Linked DNA regions of Homo sapiens: region 1 is linked to region 2. Evidence: chromatin contacts called from ENCODE Hi-C data. All regions are on one chromosome and are shown on one strand. Each heading gives the region's core, a stretch centred on a gene start or an enhancer-like site at or near the end of the contact. The rest is flanking DNA. Distances are from core to core; before and after follow the strand shown. Region 1 overlaps KIF6 (kinesin family member 6). Region 2 holds the start of KIF6 (kinesin family member 6).

Region 1 (4,580 bases), core at 1,483-3,982, 200 kb before region 2:
CAATATGAAAGCATACAAAGTTAAAAGAAGTTCCCATCTATTCCTTTACTCCCTCTCCCTAAGGCAACCATTCTAGCAATTTCTCACTTATTTTTCTAGCCTTATTTCTTCTGATTTCCTGCACACCTCCAAAGCTCTGGCTAAACAAATATCCCTGCCAACTCTACACGGGTTTCCTTGTGTCCCTGCTCCCAAGACTTTGCTCATATTATTCTTTTTTTAACTTGTATTTTTAGTTGTAAATGGACAAATTATCATTGTATATATTTATGAGGTACAAAGTGATGTCATGATTTATGAATTCAATGTGGAATAATTAAATAACACTAACATATCCATCACTTCAAATACTTATCATTTCTTTGTGGTCAGAATATTTGAAATTTACTCTGTCAGCAATTTTGAAATGTACATTATTTATTATATTCATTATGCAGTACAATATATCTCAAAGTAAAAGACAACACTTCTCCCATCTAGTTGAGGCTTTGTACCCTTTGACCATCATCTCCCTATCCCCTCCTCCCAGCTTTTGGTAACCACCATTCTACTCTCTGCTTCTTTGAGTTCGATTGTTTTAGATTCCATGTATAAGTGAGAACATGTGGTATTGTCTCTCTGTGCCTGGCTTATTTCAATTAGTATAATGATCCCCAGTTCCATCTATGTTGTCACAAATGGCAAAAAGTCTTTCCTTTTAAAGGTTGAACAGTATCGCATTGTGTATCTGTACCACATTTTCTTTATCCATTCATCTGTTGATGGACATTTAGGTTAACTCCATCACTTGGCTACTGTAAATAATGGTGAAGTGAACATGGGAATGCAGACATGTCTTTGACATCTTGATTTCAAATCTTTTGGATACATATTGATTTCAAATCCAGAAGTGGCATTACTGGATCATATAGTAATTCTATTTCTAGTTTTTCTAGGAACCTCCATATAGTTTTCCACAATGGCTGTATTAATTTACATTCCCACCAACAGTGTACAAGGGTTCCCTTTTCTCCACATCCTCCCCAACACTTGTCATCTCTTGTCTTTTTGATAATAGCTATTCTGACAGGTGTGACTTGGTATCTTATTGCAGTTTTTAATTTGCATTTCACTAATGATTGGTGATATTGAACATTTTTTCATGTATCTGTTCATAGACTGGAAGAATTAATATTGTTAAAATGTCCATGTTACTAAAGTGATCTATAGATTCAATGTATTCCCTATCAGAATTCCAAAATCATTTTTCATTGCAATAGAAAAAACAAATTCTAAATTTCATATGGAACCACAAAAACCCCTGAATATCCAAAGCTATCATGAGTAAAAAGAACAAACAGCATGGTCCTAGCATACAAATAGACTCATCGACCAATGGAACAGAATAGAGAGCTCAGAAATGAACCACACATGTAGACTCAACTGATTTTTGACAAAGATGCCAAGAATACACAAGGAGAAAAAGAGACTCTTCAATAAGTGGTGTTGGGACAACTATTTATATGCAGAAGAACAAAACCGGATGCTTATCTCACACCATATTCAGAAATCAACTCAAAATGGACTAAAGAGTTAAACTTATCTGAAACTGAAAAATTACTAGAAGAAAAGATGGGGGAAAAAACTACATGACACTGATCTGGGCAATAATTTTTTAGATTTGACCCAGAAAGTGTAGGCAACAAAGGCAAAATTAGACAAATGGGGTTACATAAAAATAAAAAGCTTCTGCAGAACAATGTAAACAACAGAGAGCAGAGGCAACCTATGAATTGGGAGAAAATATTGTAAGCCATACAGCTGATCAGGGATTCATATCTGAAATAGATAAGATATTTATAAGAAAATCCAATAACTCTACAGAAAGAAAACCAATAATTCAATTTAAAAATGGGTGACCTGGCCAGGCGCAGTGGCTCATGCCTGTAATCCCAGCACTTTAGGAGGCCAAGGTGGGCAGATCACAAGGTCAAGAGATTGAGACTATTCTGGTTAACACAGTGAAACCCCGTCTCTACTAAAAAATACAAAAAATTAGCCAGGCGTGGTGGTGGGCGCCTGTAGTCCCAGCTACTTGGGAGGGTGAGGCAGGAGAATGGCATGAACCCAGGAGGCGGAGCTTGCAGTGAGCCAAGATCATGCCACTGCACTCCAGCCTGGGCGACAGAGCGAGACTCCGTCTCAAAAAAAAAAGGGTGACCTGATAGACATTCCTCTTAAGAAGACATATAAATGTTCACATTATTCTTTAAGACTGAGATGTTCTTTCTTCCATCTTTGAATGTCCAAATTCTGCCCATCCTTTGAGATTTAACTTTCATGTCACCTGCTCTGTAATGCTTTTCTCAACCTACTTATTAAATCCTCTCCTTCTCCTTTGAATTCACAGAGTATTTCTTCCAATTCCTGCTTAGAGCACTTGTTATTTCAGTCTCTGCTCTTTGGGTACAAAGCCAGCCTCCACTGTTTAAATGTAAGCTCCCCAAACCAGAGACCCATTCTCCGTTCACCTTGGCATTGCCTACAGCATGTACCCTGGTACCCTGGGCCTTTCTATATACACAGCAGGGACTCAACAAATTCTCATTGAGGAGGAGATAAGGGTCTGGAGCCTCCAGGCTACAGCTTTGGCTTTCATTTCACCTTTTAAAATGCCAATGGCATCATCTGTGATGAGTGGGTTCTGTTGGTATCTCAAAGAGTTAAAGGAGGTGGTGAGTCATCAGGGCTCTCAGAACACTGACTGGTTCCAGGTGACTATTTAGAATAGGCAGTCAGAAAACTAAAACAGAAAGAAATTTTTAAAAAACTCCAACCTTAAAATGCCTCCTATTTTAAAGTGAACAATACAACTCTTTCCAAACTACGGAGCGGAACAATCTCTCTCATTATTTCAATGAAACCAAAACAGACATTTAAACTCCAAAACAACAACAAAAAGCCCCAAAGCCCCTAACCTTCCTTGGCCATGTCAGGCTGCTTGCGCAATGACTCTGCAGGGCTCTCTAGGGAACCATGAATTCGGTTTCATTTTCTAATCTGAAGGGAGTTATTTTCAGCATAAATTGGTAAAGTGGAGGTGAATGGGAAATGAGAGAGGGTTGTCAAAGGGGAGACAGTTTCACAGCAGTTTCAGAGATGGTCAGATTTACTTACTTTCTGCATTAGAAGCAGCCCTAGGGACAGTTAATAGAAACTGTTAACACTGACATAAGGCAGAAATTCTTTCAAAACAACATACTTATTAATTTTTTTGTATTTGGTTTAGTTTATACAAGCCTCTTGTATATAAAATAATGGAATAATAAAAGCCTGATCAGCTCCTAGAATCTTAAATATTGTAATGAACTATCCCATTACCTGTTGCTTTGCCGCCTTGATTCATCCACAACAATTTTCATCCTATTTGTAGTTTTGCCAAAAAAAAACACATCAATCCCCAATCAATCCCTCCCCCAAATGGTGAGATCATTATCATTCCATTTGTGAGCCTACCTCTGCTTAAAGTTATTGGTAGAACTATATCCAATAACAGTGAAAACAACTCAAAAACCCTTTCAGATAGAAGTCTCTTCTTCAAAACTTTAACCTCATTTGTATTTGGACCTTACAAAAAATTTCCATTCTTTTTTCAATGATTTTCTATTCAAGTAAACTTTATTCATTCTCCAAACAAAACTCTAGTCTGTCTCAATAGCAATATCAAGGGAGGAAAAGAGTTACTGAAACTCTTGACTATAATTATAAGGAAGGAGAGTGATTATAAGATGCTGTGGGGAAGAAGAATTATGAGAAGGGAGATGGTGTGGGCAAGAAGACATAGAAATAGAAAAGGCCTGGCACACAACAAGGGGCTGGGCAGTGATATCTGAGGCCATTTCTGCATGGGTACAATAGTGTGTGCCTTTGGAAAAGGCCAGTAAACAGAGCTCCTCCTCTATCATAAGCCATGAGGTTCTAACATGAGTACCGATTTTATTTCAGCAGAGATGCCAATCCCATGCTCTCTATAGCCAACAATGTCAATTGGGGAAATTGTGGGGCCAGGGAAGGCACTCACGGTTCTTGTCTCCATGAAAAGCCTCACCAGCCACCCAGACACCAGGGGGCCAATCCTCACCCTTACCCCCAGCATCCAATCTGCCCCAGATCCCTGTCCACTCGACCTCATAAATGCTTCTGATGCCCCTGCCTCTCTCTCATCATCCCTGTCCTTTGGCCTGGACTTCTGCTATGGCCTCCTAACTTGTCATGCAGTCTTAGTGTCCTCTGTCAATCCCTTCTTCCCATGTCAATCAACCTGTCGTCCCAGCCTTTCACTCCCCAGATCCTAACCACACCTGGCTTTTGTACTTCCTAAAATGCTCCTTCCACCACAAAGGCCTGGAAAGCTATTCATGCCATTGATTCTCTCTGCTTGTAATATTCCTTCTAGCCACATTTCTACCTTCACCCCCGCTTTTGGGATTTTCCTGGTCTTAACCGGAGGTTGGCTTCCTGGTATGTGCTTTCTCAGTAATACAGACGTGTACTTCTGTAATCGATTGTTCAGTGGCTGTCTTCCCTGTCAATCTGTACAT
Region 2 (4,700 bases), core at 917-3,416:
AAATGCTTAATCATGAGATGCTATGATATTCCACATAGACATATACCCAGTATATATATGGAACAGGAATACAACATTATTAATATGCCCACTCCATATACTCACAAATATGATCCAAATTGCCCTTGCCTAAATTGTCACTTTGAGAGGCAAAAAAGGTTTCCGAAAAGGGGATAGCTTTGAAATCAAAAATCCTTAATTAAAATTACAGCTCTGCTGTTCACAATAGCAAAGACATAGAACCAATCTAAATGCCCATCAGTGATAGACTGGTTAAAGAAAATGTGGTACATATATATACACCATGGAATACTATGCAGCCATAAAAAAGGATGAGTTCATGTCGTTTGCAGGGACATGGATGAAGCTGGAAACCATCATTCTCAGCAAACTAAAACAAGAACAGAAAGCCAAACACCACATGTTCTCACTCATAAGTGGGAGCTGAACAATGAGAACGCATGCACACAGGGAGGGGAACATCACACCCTGGGGCCTGTCGTGGGGTGGGAGGCTACGGGAGGGATAGCATTAGGAGAAATACCTAATGTAGATGACAGATTGGTGGGTGCAGCAAACCACCACGGCACGTGTATACCTACGTGAGAAACCTGTACGTTCTGCACATGCACCCCAGGACTTAAAGTATAATAACGAATAAAATAAATGTTCTAAAATTGAAAAAAAAAATTACAGCTATGCCACTCCCCAGCTGGGTGCCTTGGTCACATTATTTAACCTGAGACTCAGTTTCCTAATCTGTAAAATGCGGAAAATGACACCAACCTTGCAGGGTTCTTGTGAGAATGAGAGATAATGCAGATAAAGCACCTGTCAGGTGGCCATTTCTCAAGATACATAAGAATGACTATGCTCCCTTCTAGGCAGAAGAGAGGATGTTTTGAAATATTTAAGAAGCATAAAAAGTGCTGGGCGCGGTGGCTCACGCCTGTAATCCCAGCACTTTGGGAGGCCGAGGCGGGCGGATCACAAGATCAGGAGGAGATCGAGACCATCCTAGCTAACAGGGTGAAACCCGGTCTCTTCTAAAACCACAAAAAATTAACCGGGCGTGGTGGCGGGCACCTGTAGTCCCAGCTACTTGAGAGGTTGAGGCAGGAGAATGGCGTGAATCCAAGAGGCAGAGCTTGCAGTGAGCCGAGATCGCGCCACTGCACTTCAGTCTGGGTGGCAGAGCGAGACTCCGTCTCAAAAAAAAAAAAAAAAAAAAAAGGTGCATACAAAGTATCATTGCTCAGAGTCAGGGCAATGTCTTAACCTTCTTTATACCTTTCTGAATTTAGCACACTAGAGGAAGCACCTGGTAAATATTTAGTTAATTGTTTCTGAATGAAGTACACATGCGTATTCTTTGGGTCAGGATGCTTAAGCATCTACCTATATCTATTAATACAAGGAGTATATGTAAAGGTTCACGTTTATGTTGGAGAATAACAACAGTCAACTAATTACTGAGGCCCCACTGGGTGCAAAGTACTACATATGTGTATGCTTTGTGCATTTGTGTCTATCTATATTTGTATTATTTCAGAGGTACATAAACACGCATCTCTTGCTTGCACGTTTTGCCCGAGTGCCAAAATGTACCTTTGAGTGTATCTGCATGTGCGGTGCTGCGTGAGTTTCCCAGAAAGGTGCAATAAGTGCTTATGTGTAGTTGAAGCGCACACTATACAGGCATACTGAACATGCACTAGTCTGCCCCCGCGTGAACACGTGTGCCTGGGTGCAAAAAAAATGGCTCTCTGCCGGGTCTGCGCTGTGCCAGGTAGGAGTGGCCTGGCTGTCGGTCGCGTAGCTGACAGCAGTGCGCGGGGGTCTTCGCGGCTGCAGGGCTCCTCGGTCAGTGTGTGCGGGATTCCGGGCGGCCTCGGCGCCCACCAGCAAGCCCCTCACCTCCGCCCAGCCCCTTCGCGTGCCGCCGCCCGACCCCAGCCCAAGAGGCCCCGCCGCGCCGGCGCCCCGGAGGCTCCAGCCCGTACCCCTTGTTGGTGCTTCCGGACAGGGGGCTTCACCCTCGCGAATATCTGGATAGTCTGCTTCACCATCTCCTCCCTGGCTCTGCAATGACCCTTGACCTCTCTCAGGCCCGGGCTGCCAAAACTAACTCCCACCACCTCCGGCGACCCACAGTCTTAGCAACAGTAGCTAGGGACACTACCCAGTGAGCACCTTGGCAGCCAGGATCCCGCCTCCTCCCTCTAATTGGTCGCGACCGGAAGGAGGCCACTACGGGGCGGGGCTAGGGAGGGGAGGGCGGGGGTGGAGAGGAGAGCGCTGCGCATGCGCATGAGCGAGTGTCTGGGCTCTGGGTTTAGCGCCGGACCCGGCCTGGACCGTGTGGTTAAAGGGGAACAACCACCATGCCTTGCCCCGCCCCGCTCATTCACCCATTTTATTCTCCATGCCCTTGCCTTTAAAAAAAAATACAGCACTGGGCCGGGCGTGGTGGCTCATGCTTGTAATCCCAGCAGTTTTTGGGAAGCCGAGGTGGTAGGATCGCTTAGAGCCCAGGAATTTGAGACCAGCCTGGGCAGCATAGTGAGACTCCGTCTCTACAAAAAATACAAAAGTTAGCCAAGCGTGGTGGCGCGCCTGTATCCCAGCTACTCGGGAGGTTGAGGCAGGAGGATCGCTTGAGCCCGGGAGGTCGAAGCTGTAGTGAGCCAAGATTGCAGAACTGCTCCAGCCCACTTGGAGATCACAGTCTGAAGAAGGAGACAGATTTTTTTTTTCCTTCACAAGGTCTCTCAAGTGACAAGGAGACAGATTTTCAACAGGAAATCAAAACCAAGGAATACAAACTATGCCATGATGGAATTAGAAGTGGGGCTAGCTCTGTTTTGGAAAAGGATAAAACTGGATGAAGGGGACTGTTTCCCACACAATGGTCACGGCAAGAAAGGATGAGCTCTTCAAACACTGTTAGCACATGAAAAGATAGTCAACATTATTATCCACGTGGGAAATATAAGTTAAAACCACAATGAGGCATCACTATTCATCTATCAGAATGGCTTAAAAAAAAAAAAAAAAAAAAAAAGTGGCAACACCAGATGCTAGCAAAGATGTGGAGAAACTGAATCAGTTGCACTTTACTGGTAGGAATGTATAATGTAAAACATACACTGTATAAAGGTACAGCCACTCTGGAAAATAGTTTGACAGTTTCTTACAAAACTAAAGGTGCAACTACTCTAAGACACAGCAATTGCACTCTTGGGCATTTATCTCAGATGAATGAAAACGTGTGTTCACACAAAAACCTGCGCATGTGTGTTTATAGTTTTAGCACCTTTATTTGTAATAGCCCCAAACTGGAAAAAAAACCCAGATGTTCTTCAGCTGATAGTTTAAAATAACTGGAATACCATTCAGCAATTAAGAAGGAAGGAAGTGTTGATACACGTAACAAATTGGTTGAATTTTCGGGGAATTATGTTTCATGAAAGAAGCCAGACTCGAAAGCTAACTACCGTATGGTTCTATTACTATTGCCAGGGAGGTGTGCAGGGTATGGTTATAAAAGAAATCCTTGTGATGGGCTGTTCTGTATCTTGACTGTGATGGTGATCACAGAAATCTACACATGTGATAGCATTGCATAGAACAAATTACACACATGTTCAAATAAGCACATGTAAAACTGGCAAAAGTCACATAAAATTGAATAAGATTGATGGATTGTATCAATGTCAATTCCCTGATTTTTATATTGTACTATAGTTATGCAAAACATTACCACTGGGGAAAACTGGGAGATGGGTATACGAGTTCTCTCTGTATTATTTTTTACAAAACAAAAAGTTTATTAAAGACACCCTTTTTTCTTTCTTTCTTTTTTGAGACAAGGTCTTGCTCTGTACCCCAGGCTGGAGTGCAGTGGCATGAACACGGCTCACTGCAGCCTCAACCTCCTGGGCTCAAGCGATTCTCCTGCCTCAGCCCCACAAGTAGCTGGGCTTATAGACATGTGCCATCACACTCAGCTAATTTTTGTATTTTTTGCAGAGACAGGATTTCATCATCTTGCCCAGGCTGGTCTTGAACTCCTGAGGTCAAGCAATCCACCCACCTCAGCCTCCCAAAGTGCAGGGATTACAGCCATGAACCACTGCACCCAGCTGAAAGACACTTAAGAAAACAAAAAGACTAACTACAGATTGGGAGAAAACTTTTGCAAAACACGTATCTTGATAAAGGACTTGCATCCAGAATATATACAAACTGTTAAAACCTAATAATAGAAAAACAAACAATTCATTTGTTTAAGGTGAAGGGAGGGTGCAAAGATTTGAACAAACGCTTCACCAAAGAGGATCTATGGATGGCAAATAAGCACATGAAAAATATGCTCAATATCATTAATCATTAATGAAATGAAATTAAAACCACAATGAGATACCACTACACATCTCTTAGAATGGCGAAAAATAAGAAAATAAAACTGACAAAACTAAGTGCCGACATGGATGCAGAGCATCTAGAACTCTCAAACATCACTGATGAGAAAACAAGATGGACCAGCCACTTTGTAAAATAGTTTTGTAATTTCTTATAAAGTTATACACATACTTACCATATGACACAACAATCCCACTCTTAGTTATTAACCCAAATGAAATGAAAACTATGTTCACATAGAAACCTAAACATGAATGTGTATAGTGGCTTTATTC

What was found. Hi-C counts contacts between places; a loop is a spot of excess contacts on that map. Pooled maps may share reads with other maps.
Region 1: a pooled map shows a loop between it and region 2 (12-fold over the local background). The contact joins the enhancer-like site here to the promoter of KIF6 in region 2. A Hi-C loop is called at or near these places in 7 of 37 single-sample maps with no recorded cell type and 5 of 50 pooled maps.

The regions. Positions count from the first base shown.
Region 1 is chr6:39,527,604-39,532,183 of GRCh38, forward strand. All of the region lies in intron 13 of KIF6 (kinesin family member 6), which reads right to left. Among named protein-coding and RNA genes, the nearest start is that of KIF6, 200 kb to the right of the region's middle. RefSeq lists enhancers at 2,774-2,913, 3,024-3,083, 3,104-3,183. Within about 2 kb of position 2,733, at least 3 of the 41 ENCODE cell types and tissues checked have a DNase peak (open chromatin) inside an H3K27ac peak, as active enhancers do.
Region 2 is chr6:39,723,242-39,727,941 of GRCh38, forward strand. KIF6 (kinesin family member 6) reads right to left here and starts at 2,167. Exons shown (of 23, transcript NM_145027.6): 1 at 2,004-2,167. The coding sequence starts at 2,069. RefSeq lists silencers at 1,888-1,957, 2,170-2,501, 2,208-2,407.